2 separate regions of the Homo sapiens genome follow, and region 2 is linked to region 1. Evidence: chromatin contacts called from ENCODE Hi-C data. All regions are on one chromosome and are shown on one strand. Each heading gives the region's core, a stretch centred on a gene start or an enhancer-like site at or near the end of the contact. The rest is flanking DNA. Distances are from core to core; before and after follow the strand shown. Region 1 overlaps TNIK (TRAF2 and NCK interacting kinase). Region 2 overlaps TNIK (TRAF2 and NCK interacting kinase).

Region 1 (7,855 bases), core at 1,433-3,932:
TCCAGCCTTCTAAATCAGACAGTTGCATAATTATTTAACATGAGTGTTTCAATTATTTAATGCCTGATCAAAACACAGGCGTAACATAATTTAAACACAAGCCAAAGCATATACACCACAAAAAAATACTGAGTCCAAGTAATCATTTTCCAAAACATATTAAGGTTTTTATTTACTAATGGTCTTAAATTTCTGTTTAAAGAGAATAAGCTTGGTTGGCCCTAGAAAATCTTGGAGAAATTCAAAGCAAAATTTCTTAAGTTAATTCTTATTGTATACATAATCTAGCTCTTATAAGGAAATATTGTAAACCTGTTTAAACCTATCCTCCTAAAACCCCTAGACATGTTCTTACTCATAAAAGACAGTAGAATAAATCTTCAAAACCTAATTATTTTAAAACTGAATGCAGTTCTTTACATGGTCTATCGATTTTATCCTTTTGCCAAGATATCAAAATTTTTTTAATTGAAAAAAAGCAACTTTGAAAATGCACTAGGCTTAAACCTCCTTTTATAAACTCTCAAATTAACACATCTTAGTTTAAGCACTAATGAAACACATTTCATTCCAGTGGGATTCCAAAGATTAACAATGTATCAACACATATCCCAATGAGTGCAAAAGAAAATTTATCCTAGACTTAGTATTAAAAATTACATGCCGGCCAGCATGGTGGCTCATACCTGTAATCCCAGTGCTTTGAGAGGCTAAGGTGGGAGGATCACTTGAGGCCAGGAGTTCAAAACCAGCCTGGTCAAAATAGCAAGACCCTGTCTACATAAAACTTAAAATACATAAATAAAAAAAATGTAGCTGGGAAAGATGATTGCACCTATAGTCCTATTTACTTGGGACGCTAAAATGGGAAGATTTCTGGAGCCCGGGATTTCGAAGCTGCCGTGAGCTTTGATCCTGCTACTGTACTCTAGCCTGGGTGACAGAGGAAGACTCTGTCTCAAAATAAAATATAAAATAAAATTTAAAATTACATGCAAAAACACCAGAAATGAAATTCTATCTTGAGAAACGCTTTATCCTTTGTACTTTAGATTTTTTCCAGAATGGGCAACTTTCCATAGTTTTATAGAAAATGTTTATATTGTTGGGCAAAAATTCTGCAGTTAAGTTCTAACCACAGTCTGGAAGGAATTTAGCATGAAGACAAGTTAAAATTACAAAGAGTGTTTTTCCCCTTACTGATAAATTAACAAGTTTAACTACTACGGCTAATAAAACATGCCTTAACCATCCTTCCTTGGTATTTTTTAATAGCTTTGGGAAGATTTGGGGGAAAAAAAAAGAGTTTCAGAGCAACATATTCATTGAGGTTAGCAGGTTGGCTAGGAGGTTAGTTGACCGGGTAACTGGCTGACCCGACAGACAAATTTTAAACATTTATTTTGCATAATTGAAGCAATAAAATGGATTTATGAGCAGTTGATTAGAGAATCAAGTTTGTTAAAATTCCTTTATAGCCTTACGTTTCTCAAGGCATTCAACCAAAAGGAACGAGACCTTTTTAAGGTACCAGAAATTAAGAAGGAAAATGCCCTGAAGAGACTGAGGTATTCTCCAAAAGGTCATAACCTTGTTGTATATCAAATCATTCTAATAGATATTCCAATGTTGCCTTCCAGAAGCATTCATCTGAGAAGACAGGATGTCTTAAGTACCTCCTTACAGGAAGGGTCAGTCTCTAAACACTGAAATTTAGAGCATCAGCCCTCACCCAATCTTGGAGGTTAGCTAAAAGCATCTTGAAGGATGACCCCGAAAGCGTAGGAGAGGAGAGTTTAATCTGTGGCTATTCAATATGCACCTGACTGCTCATGCCTGCAAAATAACCCATTTCTGGAGAAAGTTGTATAGCCTCTTCCATTTGCTCTCTTATAATTGATCAAGCCAGAGGAAAGGGGGTCCTCCATGGTTCTTCTGGACCCTTCCACGTTGGCCTATTATATTTCAGCAGTTTACCTCTTCTTTAATTAGCAGGCATAGCTCAAAGAACATAGACATTTTGATTTAAATTTTCTAATTTAGTACCCATGATGATATTCTAATGTGTCTTGCCCTCTGCCTATAAATTGACTAATAAAATTAAATAAATTGTTACTAGGGGCTTCACTAAAATGGTCTACAAATAAAAGATTACATCCAGAAGATAAAAAGAAAATACACAGGAAAATGACCCAGGAAAAAAGCTGACCTGGTCTGTCAATTTGCTCAGGTTGAAAATATGTGGAAAGAAATGTAATTGTGTTTTATGACACTTAAAGGGAAAAAGTACTTCTGATTTCAGTACTATCTAGAGGATAAAGTCACTACTTGATTCTTTGTTTCTCCAAGGTAAGAGTTTCCCATCATCAAGATGTCTTTCTCAAATACATGATTTATGGAAAAAAACAAAAAATGTTCAATGAGCATCTATGGATTTTGATTCAGAAACAAACAAACTTGCTAAATGGTCTTCTAACAAAATACTAATAATCCCATGTGGGCATACTTCACGCAGAGTAATGCCATTTGGCCCTCATATTTCTTAGAAAGCTTTTGCTGCATTCACATGACTTTCCAAAAGATAGGCAAGCAAAGAGCACTGTAAAGAGGCTGTGTCTGAGAGAAAACACATAGTTGGCTATTAATAGTCCCACTCCTGCTGGCTTGCCTAAACACAGGACTGGCTGTATTTCCCCATCCCAGCATAGAGGAACAATGTTACCCTGCCAATCAAATGCAGCATACTCCAACCTTAGGCCTTTGCAACGAAGCAGGGTGTCGGGTGGAAGACCAGTAGCTCAGAGGCTGTGACATCTGTAACTAGGATAACTCCAATTAAAAGTAGGGGGAAAAAATAATTTTTAAAACCTTATATAGTAATGAACTGGAAGGACGGAGAACAACGATTTCTTTAGCAACAGCTGTGCAGACTGATTTCTTTGAAAATCATGCATATACTTTCAAAAGCACTCAATCACAACTGCTGCCCTAACACTGGCAAATCCAAGAAATTCAAGACATGTAATCAAAAATAGATTTTCCCTTAAATTCCAAGGTCAAAGGCAGCATCTGTTGTTTCAGAGAACAAGAAGGACTTTCTTTTGGCTAATTAACTTATTGCGGTTTTCTAGCAGAAAAAAAAAAGTAAACCAAAATTGTCTAAATGTTTCTTCATCGTCTTAGGTCTTAGGTAATGCAAAACAGAAAACTGTATAAAGAGCATAAACATCCATTGTTTTGATATTTGAGTTGCACAGATAAAAGGCAGGCCACGCTGTAATTTTTAAAGCTGACAGGAAAATTCATTTTTATACCAAGTCCCCCTCATGCCATTTGGCTGTTAAATTATTCAAGGAATTCTCTGCTTATAAAGATTAATAATATCAACCCAAGCCATTTCTGAAAAGTACTTTCACCTCGTGTAGGAGACAGATGGACTACAGGAAAACAGCCTATTATGTTACAGGCAGACAAAAAGATTTCAGATTACCAGATTAACACACCAGGCGGGAAGGGAATGATAGAAAGTAGCGAGATATGAAATAACTGACAAATAGAACCAAATATCCCTCAGAGCCACTATTTTAAAAATAAATATAGTTTGGAGCCCATTGTAATTCAATTTTACCTGTTTCACTCCCAAACCCAGCTAATTAGCATAAATGTCAGTTCCAATTTAACCAAAGACTTTGAAAATCTGGTGGAACCTTATTAAAACACATTGGTATCAGGGGACAAAGACAGCACCTGCTTTCAAGGTCTTTTGTGTTTTAGTCAGAAATGTATTCTAAAACTCTGGGTATATGGGCTGAATCCAGAGTTTAGATTGTGGGATTTTATTGTACATTTGCATTATTTTAAATATCAACATCCCTGGAGAAGCTATTTTTACTCCTACAAAACCTAAACACTTCCTTATTTAGCAATGCTCTCATAGAGAAGGGATTTTCCAAAAGCTGTATTTCACTAAGGGTCAATATGAAAAAATTACAATGTCATTAAAATCACAGATTTTTTGTAGATTCACAGAAGCAGGCTCAGTGTTTTCTTTCAATAAATATCTTTTTTTTAGTTCAATACATTACTAATTAATTTTAATTTCACAAATAGTGAAATTATCTGAGCAAGAATCATTCTCATTTAAAATTGTCAAATAAGTCAGAAAAAGATCAATATCTCCCCTGCTTCAAAAATGACACTCCCAATTTTCACAGGTAACCACTGTTAACATTTAGTAAATACCTTTCAGAACCTTTTACAAGCATATATAAAGTACATCATTTTTGTAGTATAATGTGTTTTCTTTAAAAAAATAACTGGGACCATACTGTATTTTCTACAATTTCCTTTGATCATTCCAAATTGCTATGAAAATATGTCACACGTAACTTGAAAACTTGGTCTACTTCTACCATATACGCACATATGCAGGTAGGCAAACATACAGAAAAACACAAAATGGTGTAAAAATAAGCCACTAAGAAAAGGCTCTATGTCCCTCATTTCAGTGCTCAGGAAAGCTATAAGGCTGATAAAATGAAAGTGCCCCCTTTCCTCACCAAAGCTTTGGCTTTGTTATTAGTGTTTTTTTTGTTGTTGTTATTATTGTTGTTTTCTTTTCTTTTTTTTTTTTTTTTTAAGTGCAAGGTTGTGAAACTCTGCCAAGTGGTTCAAATCAGATCCACTACCTGCTTTTGTATAGCCAGTGAGTTAAGAATTTTTTTACACTGGTAAGTGTTTGGGGAGAAAACGTTTTAAAAGAACAGAATTTCATGATATGGGAAAGTTGTATGAAATTTACATTTTGGTGTCCATAAATGAAGTTTAATTGGAACACAGCCATTCTCATTCCTTTGTGTATTGTCTGTGGCAGCTTTTGTGCTACAAGAGCGGTAGTTGATTAGTTGTGACAAAGACCGTATTTCTAGAAAGATTGAAATATCTACTCTCTAGGCCCTTATCAAAAATGTTTGCCAATATCTGTTTTAGCACATGAAATTTATTTTCCTAACATCTTACTTGCAAAGTCTTTCTTCATATTCCATGTTGACACTCAGTGGGTAAAGATGACAGAAGTATGCTGGGGGGCAGGAGTAGAAAATGGTCCCTTCACATAACCCAACACATAGGTAACTTACGTATGCCCCTCCTAGACCTTCAGAAAACTCTATCAGGCTTAAAAATTACTTGTAATGTATTGCCATAAGAGTGATTTGTGGATTACACCGCATGGATTACGTTGCCCTAGAATCTAATTCATTCATCTATCTGGTGAGCACCTACTGTGTCCGAGGTCAGTGTTGGGCACTGACAATTTCGGGGTCAAGAAAATGGACATCATCTCTGCCCTCCAGAACTCCCACCCCAATATGTTCATTACAATTTCGCGAACCTATGAAAGTACATATCAGGGGAACTAAACACAGTCTGAAGGGTGGATGAGATTAGAGAAGATCTGAAGTAATTTCAGTATCATCAGATTGAAAATTCTTTAAAAATAAACAGTGTGAAGATACTGCACAGGAATCCAAGTGAGAATGACAGAAACTGACACCACCTGACTGTCTCTGTCTTCAAACTCTGCTCTTCATAAGCTATGATCTAGAGCAAAGGGAGCATTTTAGCCTCTGATTAAGATGGTATCTCCTTCCAGTTAATGTCAAATGGTTAGTGCTTGGTACCATCAATAGATTGAGAGTTTAAATTTGATTTTCTTAGTGTTTCTAATCCAACTATTATACCCAAAACCCCTCCACAGAAAACAGAAATGAAACTGCCAATCCCTACAGTAGCTCCAGTAAATATCCATTGGCATTTTAAAAAACAAAACGAAAACACCCTGCCCATGCTGCAATGTAATCCCAGTAGCTACTGGCAGTGACAGCTGGTCATTCCCAAGCAGAACGTCACCCAAATAAAATGTGAAAGAGAGGAGGGAGGAAGGGCAAAACCAAGATTTCAGCAATATTCTGCAATCCAGGAACCTATGGAGCATTTGGGTAAAGCTCTAGTAACTTCAAGGCTCTGTGCTTTTAAGGCTTGAATTCTTTTGAGTAACTGAACTCTGTGAGGACATTTAAATTGGGTCAGAGTCTCTCACTCTTACAGGCTTCCTTGGTATCCGATGTTCCTGTTGACTTCATAGAGAACTAAACAAGCATAAAAGGTCTCTAGAGAGAAGCAGCAACTGGAATCTAGGACAGAAAGAACAAAATGACTTTACATGGCTGCTACTAGGTTTCTGTTATTTTCATACAAATGGCTGAGTGAGCCCTGTTGTATCTGACACTATCTGCACTGGTTTCTCATTAGAACCTGAGCTGGCGAGGGTCAGGTGTTCTTGTTCATCTAATTGTTGGTAATTAGATGGGCCACCCTTACCTACACAAAGAACTCTGAGAACTAAAAAGGTTCTATTATTCACCAAATACAAAAAACCATAGAAGAGGACTGCAGGTAGCTAAGCTTTCGAAAATGTCAGTTTTGTTGTTATTGTTGTTGTTTTTTACCCACACATATCCAAATATCATCTAGCTCCAAAAGGAAAGATTTACGTAGTCGTCAGAAAGAGACCAGTTTGTTAAAGAGAAGAACTCAGGGCCGGGCGCGGTGGCTCACGCCTGTAATCCCAGCACTTTGAGAGGCCAAGGCGGGCGGATCACGAGGTCAGGAGATCGAGACCATCCTGGCTAACATGGTGAAACCCCGTCTCTACTAAAAAAAATACAAACAATTAGCTGGGTATGCTGGCGGGTGCCTGTAGTCCCAGCTACTCGGGAGGCTGAGGCAGGAGAATGGCGTGAATCCAGGAGGCGGAGCTTGCAATGAGCTGAGATGGCGCCACTGCACTTCAGCCTGGGCAACAGAGCCAGACTGTCTCAAAATAAATAAATAAATAAATAAATAAAACAAAAGAGAAGAACTCAGATTGGCTGGTGCTGTTTCTAACAGGAAAGCCTTTCTCTCTGCAAACAGGACAGAGACCAGGAAGACAAACACCAACAGAGGAGAAAGGAGAGGACATCCAAAAGTGGAGTGGCAATTATAAAGTAATGATGGTTTTATAAACAGAGACCAAAGGCAAAATGCCTTTGCTGACTAGTGGCTACGTCTAGGGATTAAGAAGCTCTGGACATCTGAGTAGCCTCCAAATATCCCTTTGCCATAGTCACATGAGTTGTGGCTAATAAGAACTAATTAACAAGTAAAACTTCAGGAAACACAATTAAATTTTAGATAAAGTTAGTATGTCCTGTAACTATTATGTAATATGGAACATACTTATAATGAGTATAATTATCTGTTATCTGAAATTCAAATGTTCATTCTTAATTCTAAATTCAACTTAATAAAATATTACATACTTTTAGTTATGGAACACACTTATCCTTAAATGTTATTGTTTATCTGAAATTTAAATTTCATTGAGGGTGTTGTATTTTATCTGGCAACTTTAATTGTGGCCAGTACAAACAGCCAAGGTCAGTAAACTATCAAGAATTTCGGGGAGCCGATAACAGTTTTCTGATATGCCAGAGGACCACTCTGGAAAGGGTTTATTTGGGGATTTGATTCATTAATTGATGTTTGCACAAGGGCTAGGAGGTACATAGTACTCGGGGGAACCTGCTTCTACCTCTTGAATGAAAAAGAGACAAACTTTGCTGACATCAGGGACTTTTGTCAGAAAACAAGTCCCAGAGCCCTTGCAGAATTGTGCCCACTCTTCTCGAGCCTCATCTGCTCTATCCAGAATTCATAACAACTGAGGTCCATAATGATGCCCTTGGGTCTTCGTGGGTTCAAATTTGTTTAGAAGTGTTCACTAAGACAGCATGTTATGTGGCAGGGAAGA
Region 2 (7,855 bases), core at 1,484-3,983, 270 kb before region 1:
CAGACCCCAGAATGGTAGATCAACCAATAGATTGCACTGTGCGCCTGGAAAAGCCACAGACACTCAATGCCAGCCCATGAAAGCAGCTGGGAGGGAGGCTGGACCCTGCACAACTACAGGAGTGGAGCTGCCTAAGATCATGGGAACCCACCTCTTGCATCAGCATGACCTGGTTGTGAGACATGGAGTCAAATGACATCATTTTGGAGCTTTAAGATTTGACTGCCCTGCTGGGTTTTGGACTTGCATGGGACCTGTAGCCCCTTTGTTTTGGTCAATTTCTCCCATTTGGAATGACTGTATTTACCCAATGCCTGTACCCCCATTGCATCTAGGAAGTAACTAACTTGCTTTTGATTTTACAGGCTCATAGGTGGAAGGGACTTGCCTTGTTTCACATGAGACTTTGGACTGTGGACTTTTGAGTTAATGCTGACTTAAGACTTTGGGGAACTGTTGGGAAGGCATGATTTGTTTTGAAATGTGAGGACATGAGATTTGGGAAGGGCCTGGTGCAGAATGATATGGTTTGGCTGTGTCCCCACCCAGATTTCATCTTGAATTCCTATGTGTCCTGGAAGGGACCTGGTGGGAAGGGAATGAATCGTGAGGGCAGGTCTTTCCTGTGCTGTTCTCGTGATAGTAAGTCTCTCAAAATCTGATGCTTTTAAAAATGGGAGTTTCCCTGCACAAGCTCTCTTCTCTTGTCTGTTGCCATGTGAGACGTGCCTTTCACCTTGCACCATGATTGTGAGGCCTCCCCAGCCACGTGGAACTGTAAGTCCAATAAACCTCTTTCTTTTGTAAATTGTCCGGTCTCGGGTATGTCTTTATCAGTAGTAATGAAATGGACTAATAATACACCCACTCAACCCCAAATCTTGTGAAGAACAACAAAACTGTCAACTTTTAATTTTGCCAAACTAGAGCATTTAATAAAATAGCCATTTATTATCAGCATCAGCTCTCAAATACATTGTAACACTAAAATGAGGGCACACCATCTCCAAATAAGACGATCTTTAAATGAGCTTTTATACAAAACTCACTATGCTGTCCTTTTTGGTCATTTTTCCTTGGACTAATGATAACTTTGGCCTGAGCTGGCTAGGCTTCCAATTATGAATGTGGCTATTCTAGTGAGAAGGAATGAGATGGGGGAAGAGTATCAAGTTGACCTGAAGGCTATGCTGTTTCTTTCTGCTCCAGTGATGCCTTCTAGCTCTAAATCCTTCAATTTTTCAACTGCCATCTCTCTTATTAAATGGGTTTAATAATAAAAGATAACCTGAGATCCATGGAGCACTGGGTACAGTGCTGAAAATGTTCATCAGACCGTGATGCTGCTGATCCCTGCCCTCATGACTATGGGTAAATTAACATTGAACTTTGGACATGAAGATGACTAATTTTTGGAGGGAGATAACCCTATATCAAATTGTTATTGTCATAGAACATGGATTTAGTTGCTTATGAAAATATAAAAACATGTATTTAAGCTGTTGAGTTACAATTTTAAAGAAAACCAACACCCTAAAATATTTTTTTTCACATATAGAGAACTCACTTTGAAAATGTTTTTGTATCTTAACTGGAGTTTGTGATAATCTAGATTGTTCACAATGACTGTGACACCTTGTCCCATTTCTTAGCATCTTTTTCATATTTTCCATCTATCCCTGAAACTAATGTCCTGCATTTTTCAACAGGACCTCAGGAATCTGTAACTAAGCACCATGGAACTCCAAAATGCTTTTGGTCCTGGAAAGGTGAAGACCTTGATCCTAGCTATTTAGCATGAATTACACACTATCCTTAATCTCAACAGATTTGTGAAAAGACACAAAAAGTAATGAGGACCAAAAAAAAAATTCTTTCACTGTTATATTGCTTCATATGACATCATTTTGTTATCTTCCTTCTTTATTTTTTAAAAAGATTTATTAAGTGAGCAGGAAAATACATGATTGAACAAATGGAAACTACAGGGTGTGCCCTTTACAAGACTGAGTGAAACAACAGATTAATCAGAAGGCATGTGTCAATTTTCTACAATGAAACTTCATGCAACATTCAGTGGAGCTGAATATATACAGATGTTAGAGGCTTCCCAGGGAGGCAGAATTGTTGTCCTTGGAAGATTGTTAAGACCCAAATGTCATTAGGCTGTCTTCAAGCTGCATTTGGCAGGAGGATACTTTCACTGTTGTTTATTTCTTGTTTCAGAAAAAAAAAATTGTTTTTTTAAACATTTAGACCAGAAAACAAAATTCAGAATCCCCACCCACATCCAATAACTGCATTTATTGCAATGCCAATAGCTTAAAATGGATCATTATCTGTAAAAATGTAAGAGTTTTGAAATACTGCTTTTCTCATGGTTCTATATGACAGCCCTTCTTACGTTCCTGCAACTTGGCCTGTTAGGATGATTCATGGAGCAAGAAAGTATAGCCAGGGTCATAGCCCGGTGTCTTCCATCCACAATAGCCTTCCAGGAAAGAAAATCTGTAGGGTTTTCTATTTTCTATATGACATAAAACCTATGCTTTTATGATATAAACTTTGGAGACAGTGTTTTTTTTTTTTTGAAACTGAAATTAATCATATAGTTTTTTACCCTTTAAAAAATTCCAAAGCTCTGTTATTATTTTCATTCATTCTTTCATCCAACAGATATTTACTGAGTGACTAATATTTGCCAAGCATTCTTCAAAGCACTGGAGACGGACCAGTAAGCAAAGTATATGGTGATAAGTACTGTGAAAGGCAATGAAGCAGAAAATGAGTGGGGGGATGAGAAGTTATTTGACACAGGTCTCTGACAGTACAGGAATATTTGTACAGAGACCTGAAGGGAGGGAGTCAGCTATGTAGGCATATGGGGGAAGTTTTGAGACTGAGAGACAGCAAGGACAAAGACTCTGAGACAGAACATGCTTTGAGGGTGTTCTGGGTGAAGGAAGGAGGCCAGTGTGACTTTAGCAAAGTGACAAAAGAAATAGATGAGGTCAGAGAAGTGGCAGTGGCGGCTGAGGTGGGGCCAAAAGTAGGACAGATTATCACAATGCCCTTCTAGGCCACTGTAAGGATGTTGACATTCCAGGTGAGATGGGAAGGCATTGAGGGACTAGCAGAAAAGTAGCATAACCTGGAATATGTTTTAACACCATCATATCAGGCAAGAAGTGGCTTGGACCCAGAGTGGATTGTGGATATATTCTGAAACTAGGGAAAACAGGATTAAAAAAGAAATGGATTCGATGTGGTATGTGAAAGTGAAAAATAAAGGATAACGAGATTTTCTGGTGTGAAGGAATAGAGCTGCCATTTACTGGCACAGGGAGGATTGCAATGGGAGTTCAGTAGTACCCCCTTATCTGAGGGGGAGTTTGAAGACCCACTGTGGATGCCAGAAACTGTGGATAATACTGAACCCTATACATACTATTTTTTTTCCTATCTATACATACTTCTGATAAAGTTTAATGTATAAATTAGGCACAGTACTCTTGCACTTTGGGGCCATTAAGTAAAATAAGGGTTACTTGAACACACGCACTGTGATACCATGACAGTCTATCTGATAACCAAGATGGCTACAAAGTGACTAAGGGGAAGGTGATGTTTACAGCATCGATACGCTGGACAAAGGGATGATTCATGTCCTGAGTGGGGTGTAGCAGGATGGAGCAAGACTGCATTACACTATTCATAACGGTGCACAATTTAAAACTTAGGAATTATTTCTGGAATTTTCAATTTAATATTTTTAGACTGCAGATAATCGCAGGTAACTAAAACCAAGGAAAATGAAACCATGAATAAGAGGAATACTGTGTATTGATTGGTGAACATGTCAAGTTTGAGATGCCAATGACACATCCAAATGAAGGTGCTTCATAGGAAATTAGTTAAATTGTATGCCAGTTTTATTTGGCATTCAGGGAAGAGGTTGGGTCTGGAGATTAAAATGTGGGTGTTGTAAGTGTATAGTTTTTAAAGCCCCAGGACTGGGAGAGATCACTTAGAGGGGGATGCCTAGGACTGGGGCACTCCAAGAAGTCAGCCAAGGAGATTGAGAAGCAGTGGCCAGGAAGGTGAGAGAACATGAGAAAGATGCCCCAGAACTGAGAAAGCATTTCAAGAAGGAAGTAATTATTAACTATGTCAAAGACTGCAGATAACTCAAGCAGCATGAAGCCAGAGACCTAACCATTGCATTTGAAAGCATGGAGGTCGCTGGTGTCCTTAGCAAGAGCTGCTGTGGTAGAGATGAAAGCCTGATTTGAGTTGGTTCAAAAGACCAAGGGAGGAGAGAAATTTAGGACAGTAAGTATACACAGTTCCCCCTAGAGAGTTTTTCTGTGAAGAGAAACAGATAAATAAGATGGTAGTTACGTTACCGAAACACTAGGTTTGGTCTAGGTCCTGCTGCTTGCCACACAGAAAGCCAATCACTGAGATGACAAGTATTGCCAAGAAAGTAGGCTTTGGTTTGGTCGGGTGCTGCGGCCAAGGAGATGGGAGCTTAGTCTCAAATCCATCTCCCTGACTGACCAAAACTAGGCATTTATATAGCAGGGAAGAAATGTAACAATGTGTAAGAAAACAGGAACTAAGGAGGGGCAAGAAGGCATCTGGTGCTATGATCTGTTGAGTTCCAGTTCTTTGATACTTTTTTGAGAGGCCTGAAGGAAAACAAATACAAGTTTCAAGCTTTAACAGCAAAAGGGTCAGTTTCTATGTTTATCCAAAAACAACTGTCTATGGGACTATTGGGCCGTTTCAGTTAGACAGGGTAATGGGGCCAAGGAGGGTGTTGAAGACCGGAGATACTGCAGCATACAGAACACAGCGAGATACACTGCAGAATACAATTAAACTCAAAATACAGTGAAATAGAATAGGGGATGCAGAAGAGAGGATTCGGTTTCTGGGGCAATGATCTTTATTTGGTGAGGTTGAATGGGATTTACCTAGAGCAAATAAGAATTGTCTGCTATCACTTAAGGAGCTGATGTAGTAATTAGCAATGATAAGTTTCACTGGTCAAGATCAGGGAACCAAGAAGCCAGGGTATTTGTAGGACTGTCTTAAGTGGATATTGAAATAATCAAGAATGATGACAGGGTGGTGGTAAAGAGAGCAACAGTGAGCCAAAACCTAAAATTCTTGAGCAATGAGAAGGAGTAAAAGAGGGTAATGTAGGGACTTGGGAGGCTGATGTCAACAGCTTCAAAACAATGAGTGTTCAGGAGGAGGAAAGGAGAATAGTTTGGAAGTGGCAATGAGGAACAAGGAGGCATCCTACGATTAATGTTTTATTATTCATATTTTGACAAAGATAGCATATTATATTCCAGGACATGGTAGTTACCATGTGGGGAAACCTATCAAAGCATTTTTAATGACTGCTTAGAATAACTGTAGAAAGTACTTTCTCAATGATTTTTGTATGCAAGAAAAAAAATACCTGAAAGTAACCAAAAGTTTCAGACTGGAAAATATGCCAGGAAGATTTTCTTCTCTCATTCTCAGGTGAGGTTATAATCCAGTTTTAGCAAATGTTTGACAATTTAAAATACTTTTGAAAACTGGAGATTTAAAAAATGTAAACAATTGTAGGCACAGCAAAATCGTAGTTTTCCCTTCTGATATTATACATTTGGCATCTCTCTACAGTTATATTAACATAAATAAGGCAGCTAAAACGTTCAAAAATAGTTTTACAACATTCAATTTTAAAATTTCATTCAAGCTGTAATCTTTTGTTTCCTGCTGCCACCTAACATTTGAAGTTTTGATTCAGGGTAATGTCCAAGGTTTCTTAAACATACCATAATAAGTATTACTATTCCTTAACATTTATCCCAGGGGAAGAGATAAGGGAAAGGGGTAGCTGGGCATGATATTTACAGTGTACAAATAATGATCCATTGCCAGAAATGAAAACTCACCTTTCCACCAGCATTTGCTCAGCCTCAATAGTGCAATGCAACTTGGTGCTGATAAAAATAAACCATTAAAACCAAACCCTATCATGCAAGGAGTGAGTTTGAAGATATGTACACAAACTCAAAAATCTGTAAACTTTAGGACATTTTTATTTTTAACTGTATTTTCTACTTTTCATCCAAACATTTGTCATCATGGACTCAGAAGAATCCAAGATTTTGATCTAGATTTAAAATAACTCAAACATTACCCAGGGATTTTTGTTTAAAAATGCTTTTATGGGGATTTTTATTTTGGTATATTCTGGCACTTCCTGGAATGGCAGGTCTAGAAGAATAAAGTCCAAAGCACAGGGTTATGATCTCACACTGTTTAATGCTAAGCAAACTGTTGAATATTCTAGTTATCAATGGAAGAATTCCCAGAATAATGGTGTAGAAATAAAAACAACCTAGAAAATGTTTGGTAGGAATATACAAATTGTCAGTTTTGAACTTGCAAATTCTCAAGAGGTTTTCTTCTTTGCTGGGACTCCTGAAAAGTGATCAATTTTACACCCAATTTATTTAAGATCCATGAAAGGACAGCTTACTTTAGGGTTCCTGATATATAGTGACCAAGGAGATATAGTGGCATTTATGAGAAATATTAGCAGGTAAATTAAATCAAATTTAGACTTTTGGATTTTAGATTTATGTTACAACTATGTAGTCTCAGGGGAGGTCAGTTTTTGGTTGGTTGGTTATGTTTTGCTTGATTTGGTTAGATTTAAATTTTGAAGAATGAACTAAAAGGTAACTAACAAGTTAGAGACTGTTGAAATGATCAGAACATGGTACCAGTGGTGATTCTGGAATATAAAGAGCATAGTAGCATCATTCAGAATTGTTATCAGCATGCTGTGGATTTTCTCATGTTTTCCTGCAGTAGGTTAAAATTAAAAGTTTTATCAATAACTATTTTTTTTCTTAAAAATAATGTAGCACATCTTACATCTTAAAGCAATCAGCACAAATGCAAGTGATGCCTGTTCAAGCAGACTTTCAAAGACAGCACACACTGTTAACACAAAGAGCTCTTCCACGTTTCAAGAATACAGTGACGGGAACTGGTACACATAGTAGTAGGGAAAGCATTTTTTTAAAAGCTTCGTGGAATGTGAGACTTTAGCCCCTTCCTTTCCTGGCAGTGGATAAAACCAAAATGGTTCTGGCTGGAATTTCACATCTTTCTAATAATCTACTGGACAGGAGGGACCAGAGACACCAATTACCAATGAGTCACAAGAACAGACAAAAATTGTTAGTAGGTTTTGACAACCAGGAACTAAGGTGTTTTTAAAAAACATGTACTTGATGCAAAGTATATTAGGAGTGCACCCTAGAAAACAATGTCAAAGTGTTAGAAAAATGGAGCCCCTGTCCAGGTGACCTTGTGAGATTTCACCCATAACTTAATATACCCTGTTTAATAAAAATAATAGTTCTAGGTCTTCTTGAAGGATTGTTTAGAAGTCTCCAAGAAAAATAATGAGATCTATCTAAAATAGAGCTGTTCAATTTTATGTGGAACTTAGTGAAGGCTGTCTTCATTTGCATTGTGTGTTATGACAGTGGTCTGGCTGGAACTGGCAGGGGGAAGAGCCTCATTATTTGAAGGAACTTCACTGGTCATCCATTCCTACCACCACTGGATGCAGGAATCCATGCTACAGTATCTTTGACTGGCACCCAGGAATGATGGTCACCTGCCAGACCCCAGACCCAGACTATGGTGTGGGCAGGCTCAGTAGATTTTACTGGATGATTATTAATTTAGAGCAGTAAGAACTGGCAGATCTAGTGAAACTTACTCTGAGGGGAGGGCTCAGTTTCTCCAGTTTCTCTTTGTAGGAAAA

What was found. A loop is a pair of places that touch in the nucleus more often than their neighbours do. Pooled maps may share reads with other maps.
Region 2: a loop to region 1 is called in a pooled map of heart left ventricle, with 2.2 times the contacts of the local background. The contact joins two enhancer-like sites. A Hi-C loop is called at or near these places in 2 of 168 maps with a recorded cell type or tissue (heart right ventricle and mammary epithelial cell) and 3 of 50 pooled maps.

Annotation. Positions count from the first base shown.
Region 1 is chr3:171,318,219-171,326,073 of GRCh38, forward strand. The region is part of intron 2 of TNIK (TRAF2 and NCK interacting kinase); the gene reads right to left. Among named protein-coding and RNA genes, the nearest start is that of TNIK, 140 kb to the right of the region's middle. RefSeq lists an enhancer at 3,737-7,746. Within about 2 kb of position 2,683, at least 4 of the 41 ENCODE cell types and tissues checked have a DNase peak (open chromatin) inside an H3K27ac peak, as active enhancers do.
Region 2 is chr3:171,053,103-171,060,957 of GRCh38, forward strand. It overlaps TNIK (TRAF2 and NCK interacting kinase), which reads right to left. Exons shown (of 33, transcript NM_015028.4): 33 at 5,312-7,855. Among named protein-coding and RNA genes, the nearest start is that of SLC2A2, 30 kb to the left of the region's middle. Within about 2 kb of position 2,734, at least 2 of the 41 ENCODE cell types and tissues checked have a DNase peak (open chromatin) inside an H3K27ac peak, as active enhancers do.